Regions from separate parts of the Homo sapiens genome. Here all the other regions are linked to region 3. Evidence: chromatin loops called from intact Hi-C (ENCODE). Cell type or tissue: heart left ventricle. All regions are shown on one strand.

What was found. A loop is a pair of places that touch in the nucleus more often than their neighbours do. Peaks named below come from ENCODE experiments on the same cell type or tissue, not always from the same donor. Only the 100,000 strongest peaks of a DNase experiment are listed, where the experiment ranks them.
Region 1: it touches region 3 in a loop (6-fold over the local background); 46 of 110 quality-filtered maps call a loop at or near these places.
Region 2: it touches region 3 in a loop (5-fold over the local background); 46 of 110 quality-filtered maps call a loop at or near these places.

Annotation. Positions count from the first base shown.
Region 1 is chr1:27,387,559-27,390,058 of GRCh38, reverse strand. No RefSeq gene overlaps it. Among named protein-coding and RNA genes, the nearest start is that of GPR3, 3.8 kb to the left of the region's middle. In heart left ventricle, a CTCF peak has its summit at 1,462 (motif pointing right); a DNase peak (open chromatin) is centred at 1,467; H3K27ac peaks cover 892 bases.
Region 2 is chr1:27,394,398-27,396,897 of GRCh38, reverse strand. GPR3 (G protein-coupled receptor 3) reads right to left here. Exons shown (of 2, transcript NM_005281.4): 2 at 1,084-2,500. The coding sequence ends at 2,107. Among named protein-coding and RNA genes, the nearest start is that of GPR3, 3.0 kb to the right of the region's middle. RefSeq lists an enhancer at 1,888-2,500. In heart left ventricle, a CTCF peak has its summit at 1,329 (motif pointing right); a DNase peak (open chromatin) is centred at 1,317; H3K27ac peaks cover 191 bases.
Region 3 is chr1:27,101,352-27,103,851 of GRCh38, reverse strand. It overlaps SLC9A1 (solute carrier family 9 member A1), which reads left to right. Exons shown (of 12, transcript NM_003047.5): 6 at 540-629; 7 at 1,109-1,179; 8 at 1,294-1,467; 9 at 1,722-1,836; 10 at 2,026-2,127. Among named protein-coding and RNA genes, the nearest start is that of SLC9A1, 53 kb to the left of the region's middle. RefSeq lists enhancers at 312-1,170, 1,171-2,029. In heart left ventricle, a CTCF peak has its summit at 974 (motif pointing left); a DNase peak (open chromatin) is centred at 981.

The DNA.
Region 1 (2,500 bases), 290 kb before region 3:
CTTTTTCTTTTATGTCTTGCAAGTCTGTGTTTGGATTAATTTTTCTTTGCATAATCCAAGGAATCATAAATCATAACCAAGCCAGTTGTCTTAACACCACCAAAATGGGTTCTGTCTTTTTTTTTCGTTTGTTTGTTTTTTGAGACAGGATCTCAGTCTGTCACCCAGGCTGGAGTGTAGTGGTGCAATCAATGCTCACTGTAGCCTCAACCTCTTGGACTCAAGCAATCCTCCCATCTCAGCCTCCACAGTAACTGGGATTACAAGCACGTGTCACCACGCCTGGCTAAGGCGTGTAATTTTTGTAGAGACAGGGTTTCGCCACATTGCCCAGGCTGGTCTTGAACTCGTAGGTTCAAGTGATCTGCCCACCTTGGCCTCCCAAAGTGCTGGGATTACAGGCATGAGCCACTGTGCCCAGCCCAAAATGGGTTCTAAATACAAAGATGAAATCCAGAGTGGTCTTCTACTTTTTGACTAGTTTTCTGTCTTAGGTATTGTTGTCTTCCCAGGGTGAAGGACACGGAAGACCATCATTTCCACTGAAGTATTGGTCATGAACTTCCTGATCCTGATAGTTATCCTGTTGTTTGCAAGGGAAGTTGATCCTAAGGCAGCCAGAGAGGAAAAGAGAGTGCAGTGACATTTCTTTTCTTTCCTTTTTTTTTTTTTTCCGAGACAGTTTTATTCTTGTTGCCCAGGCTGGAGTGCAGTGGTGCAATCTCGGCTCACTGAAACCTCTGCCTCCTGGGTTCAAGCGATTCTCCTGCCTCAGCCTCCCAAGTAGCTGGGATTACAGGTGCCCGCCACCATGCCCAGCTTTTTTTTTTTTTTTTTTTTTTGTATTTTTAGTAGAGACAGGGTTTTACCATATTGGTCAGGATGGTCTTGAACTCCTGACCTCAGGTGATCCACCCTGCTCAGCCTCCCAAAGTGCTGGGATTACAGGTATGAACCACCGCACCCGGCATGCAGTGACATTTCTAACCCCGAGAAACCCAGGAGAGCCAAGAGACTAAAGGGGGGCTATGGGTTTTCACGTGAACCTCATGTGCTCTCCCTCACGCACCAAAAGTGCTCATACCAATCAGGTCTCCATTCCCCGCATACTTGCTCTCTAAAGGAAGAGATAGTTCCTTCTCTCCTATTCTCCTCATGCCCTCTGTCCCTACCTCCTTGACACCTCCTCCAACCCTTCCCACCTACCAGGTGCCCAGCCAGAGCCCAAGGCTTACAACAACCTGCAAAAGTGAGGGACCATGTCTCCATTTCTTGGGTGAAGCCCAGGAAAGCCAAGGGACTTGCCCCAAATCACATAGTAAATGGCAGAGCTGGGATCTGAAGCCAGGTCCATCTGTCACCAAGTCCAGTGTGCCTTCCATTCTGGCCTAGATGTCACCTTCTTCCCAGAAGGGGCTGAGGCTAAAGTTTGACTAGGGCTGACAATACCTGCAGTTCTCCAGGTGGCCACCAGATGGCTGTGAGGACTCACTTCCAGGTGAGACTTTTATCCTTGCCTCTTCTGTCTTCACCAGTTGGAGAAATCCCTTGGGGAGGGAGGAATTGGCGGGGAGGGGGTGTTCGTGCGTGTGTGCTTGTGTGTGTGTGTGTGTGTCAGTCATAGATAATCCCCACACCTGAGTCCCTTGTCTAAGACCCAAGGGTCTAGGCATCATCAGTGCCCATATTCTTAGCATAGACCCATTCATTCAGCCATTATTTACTGGCAGTTCCCCTGGGCTTAGGGTTTGTTCAGTGGGTGCTAGGGACAGAAAGATGATCTGGCCAAATTCCTGCCTTTTCAACAGTCAATAGACACATTTATTGAGCATCTTCTATTTCCCGGGTACAGAGAATACAGCAGTGAACAAAAATCCCTGCCATCTTCAATGAGCTTCAGTTTTATTAATTAATTTATTTAGTTAGTTATTTTGAGACATAGTCTTGCTCTGTTGCCCAGGCTGGAGTGCAGTGGTGCAATCTCAGCTCACTGCAACCTCCGCCTCCCGGGTTCAAGCGATTCTCCTGCCTCAGCCTCCCGAGTAGCTGGGACTACAGATGCATGCCACCACGCCTGGCTAATTTTTGTATTTTTTAGTAAAGACAGGGTTTCACCATGTTGGCCAGGCTGGTCTCGAACTCCTGGCCTTAGGTGACCTGCCCACCTCGGCCTCCCAAAGTGCTGGGATTACAGGCATGAGCCACTGTGCCAGGCCAAGCTTCAGTTTTAATCTGGAGGGATGGACAATCTACAAATAGATCCTTAAAATCTATTCAAGTAGGGAGCTCTTGGGGGCCTCACAGACCAGTGGGACAAACATGTACACAGATGGTCACAACATGGCATAGTAAGTAAGGTTACTTAATAAACATCTGGCTGGGCATGGTGGCTCACGCCCATAATTCCTGCACTTTGGGAGGCCGAGGTGGGTGGATCACCTGAGGTCAGGCGTTCGAGACCAGCCTGGCCAACGTGATGAAATCCTGTCTCTACCACAAA
Region 2 (2,500 bases), 290 kb before region 3:
TGGTGGCAGGTGCCTGTAATCCCAGCTACTTGGGAAGCTGAGGCAGGAGAATCGCTTGAACCCAGGAGGCGGAGGTTGCAGTGAGCCGAGACCACGCTATTGCACTCCAGTCTGGGCAACAGAGCAAGACTCTGTCTCAAAAAAAAAAAAAAAAAAAAATCAGGGTCCAGAATGTCCTAAGCTCCAGGCTTGGGAAGGAAGGAAATCACTCACTACACAGCACAGATTCTGGAAACAGATGTTCCTGGCTCTACCATTTTTTAGCTGTATGGCCTTGGGCCAGCTGCTGTCCCTCACTCAGCCTCAGCTCCCTCGTTTGTAAAATGGAGAAGACACTACCGGTGCCATGGGATGCTTATTAGGCATAAGCGAGGTAGCATGTGTGCCAGACACACAGTAGGCACCCATGATTAGAAGGACCTATTATTGGCCAGACGCGTTGGCTCACGCCTGTAATCCCAGCACTTTGGGAGGCTGAGACGGGTGGATCACGAGGTCAGGAGATCGAGACCATCCTGGCTTACACAGTGAAACCCCGTCTCTACTAAAAATACAAAAAAAATTAGCCGGGCGTGATGGTGGGCGCCTGTAGTCCCAGCTACTCGGGAGGCTGAGGCAGGAGAATGGCGTGAACCCGGGAGGTGGAGCTTGCAGTGAGCCGAGATCACGCCACTGCACTCCAGCCTGGGGGACAGAGCGAGACTCTGTCTCAAAAAAAAAAAAAAAAAAAAAAAAAGTAGGACCTATTATTATTAAGGAAACTGACATGCTTTGAGCATATTCATCATGTCTAAGCCCCACAGTGGCCGGTGTGGGCAGGATGTGAGCATCCTTGACCCAGGAAGAGCCAAGCACCCAGGTTCCTGTCACCAGGAGGAGGTAAGGTCCTTGCCAGTCAGTGCCCAGGTCTGAGCAGAGGGGCACTGACATCTGAGAAGGAGTCACCTGCCAGCCACCCTCCACCCTCTGTCCAGCTCCCCAGATCCCCCAACAGGCCCCCCAGGCCTGGCTTGACCCTCTCATTCCAGGCCATCCCCCATCAGGCCCCACTCCATACCCTCCACACACACATAGGGAAACATATTTATGACAAAATCATTTTTTATTGAGTTGGGTTGGAGACGGGAACAGGGAATGCACTGGGGGCCATACCCCGGTTGGCAGAGGGGTGGGGTGTTGGCTCGTGCCCCCCCTCCTTTAGGGCACCGCAGGGTGAGGCTTGGCCCCCAGGCCATGGCTGTGGCCCTGGACGCCAGGCTGGAGTGGAGCTGGGGTTGCATTCTGGTCCCAGCTGCCTGGCCGGGCTGCAGTTTTCCCCAAATGGCCACCAGAGGGCAGTCGGACCCCAGCGCAGAGGAATTTTTGGTTGCTCAGGTGATGGCTTCTTAAAAAAATAAAAAACCAGAGGCTGGTGTGTTCCCCTTCCAAACCCGAGGAGGGCAGGCCTGGGGAGAAGGCTCTGGTTTCTATGATCTCTTCGATAAAAAATAATCCAAAATAATAACAAAATACGTGGTTTCTCTTTCACCCTTTCCCCCCTCCAGGAACTGAGGTCAGAAATGGGGGTGAAGGGACAAGGGATACCCTGGTATGGCCTGGATATCAAGGTGTGGGCCTCTTTTTTGCCCCTTACCACCCATAAGTAAATTTATAAATAAATAAATCAATCATAAATAGACACTGTCTTTGTATATGTGCATATATAATCTTTCTCTCTCCTATTTAGGCAACTATGTGACTAATCTCTCTGACTCTTTAGCTCAGAAATTCAAACATAAAGTGACATGGTCAAGGTCAAGTTTGGGGGAAGAGGGACATCTGGGACTTGGAATGGCACTGTAAAACTCCCAGCATTCTGGAATTGCAACCCAGCTGGGCTGTGAGACATTTCTGAGTAGAACACTGACCACCTGAACATTCTGGAACCGTGGAGCCAGCTGGGCCCCCATAGGGATCTGAACAGAACCTTGAAACACCCAATGTCCTAGAACTCCAGAACCAGCTGGGTCTGGGGGGTGTGGAGCTGGGGGTTTGGAAAGAAGCCCTGGAGAGCCTAACATTCTGGAATTCTGTAGTAATCAGGGTTGAAGGGTCATGAAGACTCAGCTAGACATCACTGGGGGAGCGGGATCGGAAGGGGATCTTGGAAGAGGAACAGCAGCAGCAGACAGCCCACAGCACTTTCTGCACATCCTGGTTGCGGAAGGCGTAGATGATAGGGTTGATCATGGAGTTGTAGGTGGCAGGGAGCAAGGTAAGATAGGTGTAGAGAGGTGGAGAGTGGGCATCACCCAGCAGGCAGTAGACAGTGAAGGGCAACCAGCAGGCGGCAAAGGCTCCAAGCACCACGGCCAGTGTGGCAATGCCCTTGCGGGTGGCCACATAGTGGGAGGCAGGCAGCAGGTGCCGCTGAAGGGCAATCTGCTGGGCATGGCGGCAGACGATGCGGCAGATTTGGGCGTAGAGCTGCAGCATGATGCCAAACACCATGAAGAAGGCA
Region 3 (2,500 bases):
GTTTCTGCATCTGTTAAATAGAGACAATGGAAGGACCTCCCTCTTAGTGTTGCGGATATTGGAGAGCTGATTGATGCTAGAACACTTCCAAGCACGTGTGTTGGTCACATGGCAGGTGTGCAGTTCCATCTGCTGCTGCTGTTATTACTCGGTCCTCCTCACAGTCCTGGTGGGGAGGCAGTGCAGAGGTAGTTTTCCCTGTGTGTGGGGCCTGACTTCCATGGGGTTGCAGAGCAAGTCTGTGGTGCAGTCCACATCTGAACCCAGGCTGTCTGCTGCCTGGCCCAGGCCAGATGACCAGTGTGGGGGTCATTTGGCAGTGAAACCTCTGACCGTGTCTCCAGGAAGAAGCAGGCCTTAAGGACCTGTCTTTAGATAAGTGCTGGGAGGTGGGAGAGTTCTCACACCCTTGGGTCCTGGGAGAGAGCAGAGCAGAGAGGGCATCCTAGCCTTGGGGGCCTGGGGTGAGGGAGGGAGGCTCTGTGGCCTCCCTGCCTGGGTAGCAGAACTGGAGTGCCTGACACCTGCCTGCCCCCCAGGGCATGACCATTCGGCCCCTGGTAGACCTGTTGGCTGTGAAGAAAAAGCAAGAGACGAAGCGCTCCATCAACGAAGAGATCCACACACAGGTACTGGAGTGCGGGCTGGGCCCTTGGTTGCAGAAGGAGGAACAGGGAGATAGGGAGCAGCTGGGCCTCAAGTCTCTGCCCCCCATCAGCCCCTTCTCCCTGTGCCAGTGCCCAGGGGCTCCCTCTGCCCCAGGAGGCCGCCAGGGTCTAGCCATAGGAAGGTGTGGTGTGAGCAGCTGGGAGCCTGAGGAGGGGGCATCATGCCATCTCTGCCTCCATTTGAAACCTATCCCAGGCATAGGTCCCAGGTGGGATTAGAGAAGGGGGCTCAGCCGGACACAGGCAAGGCTTCGAGATACCCAGAGTCAGGGCCGCTGGGTTCGATGAGTGGAGTGTGGGCGCCACCTCCTGGCTGCTCATGGAACCACAGGGCTGGACCCAGCAGGGCTGCAGCTACGGGAGGGAGTGGGGCTAGTCAGAGGTCTTGGTAGGGAAGGCGCCCCACAGCGAGGCTTGACTTGGCCCTGGGCCCCTTTCAGTTCCTGGACCACCTTCTGACAGGCATCGAAGACATCTGTGGCCACTACGGTCACCACCACTGGAAGGACAAGTAGGTGGCAGGCCTGGTGGGCAGGCAGGGAGGGGCAGGCAAGGGTCTCCTGGGCCTGGGCATCTCCCCACTCCTGGAAGCTGGCGCCATCCGTCTCCCTCCTCCTCCCACCAGGCTCAACCGGTTTAATAAGAAATATGTGAAGAAGTGTCTGATAGCTGGCGAGCGCTCCAAGGAGCCCCAGCTCATTGCCTTCTACCACAAGATGGAGATGAAGCAGGCCATCGAGCTGGTGGAGAGCGGGGGCATGGGCAAGATCCCCTCTGCCGTCTCCACCGTCTCCATGCAGTGAGTGCTGGGGCAACCAGGCAGCTTCTGCTCCCACACACCGGCCCCTCAAGCCCGGTTGGAGGTGGCCACCTGGGGGGCGGGGTCTTCTGTTGTCCTGTTGGGGCGGACAAGAGAGCTGTGGGCTCGCACCAAGGACCTGAGGCTTTGGCGCCCACCTGGGTCATCCCTAGGGTGACTTCCTTCTGGCCAAACCTGGGAGGCACCAGGATCCCAAGAATCTTGGGGACCTAACCGATGCCCTATTGCCCCAGGAACATCCACCCCAAGTCCCTGCCTTCCGAGCGCATCCTGCCAGCACTGTCCAAGGACAAGGAGGAGGAGATCCGCAAAATCCTGAGGAACAACTTGCAGAAGACCAGGCAGCGGGTGAGGGCCTGCTCCCCAGCCCGACCCCCAGGGTACAGGAGCCCTTCAGCCCCTCTCTACGGCAGCCCTGCCCTGCCCGTGCCCCTCGGCACCCACCCCAGGACTGGCCCGGCCTCCAGCACTGCCCCCACCCCTCCATGAGCAGAGCCTTCCGGGGCCCGCACTGCCCTGACGCTGTCCCTCCCACAGCTGCGGTCCTACAACAGACACACGCTGGTGGCAGACCCCTACGAGGAAGCCTGGAACCAGATGCTGCTCCGGAGGCAGAAGGCCCGGCAGCTGGAGCAGAAGGTAGCCTCTGCCTTCCTCTGGGAATCTGTATCCCACCCCACTCGCCCAAGCTCCGCCACAGCCTCTAAGGAAATGTACCCATTCTAGGAACAGGGTTTGGCTTTCGAGGGGCTTTTAGCAGTGTAAGGGCATGGAGAGCCATGAGTTCTAAGCAAGGGATTGGCGTGGGGTTGTGGGGCATGGCCTGGGTTAGGGCAGTGGCAGGGGACAGAGGAATGGGTGGATTTAAGGCTGAGCAGTGTAGGTGTATTCAGGGAGGCTGTGACAGGAGCCTGGGATGAGCCCTTAGGAGCTCCTGAGGGGCCAGTACGGGTGCCCACACAGGCACAAGGGAGGGGGAGCAAGCGCCCTGCATATACGAAAGGTGGGGTGT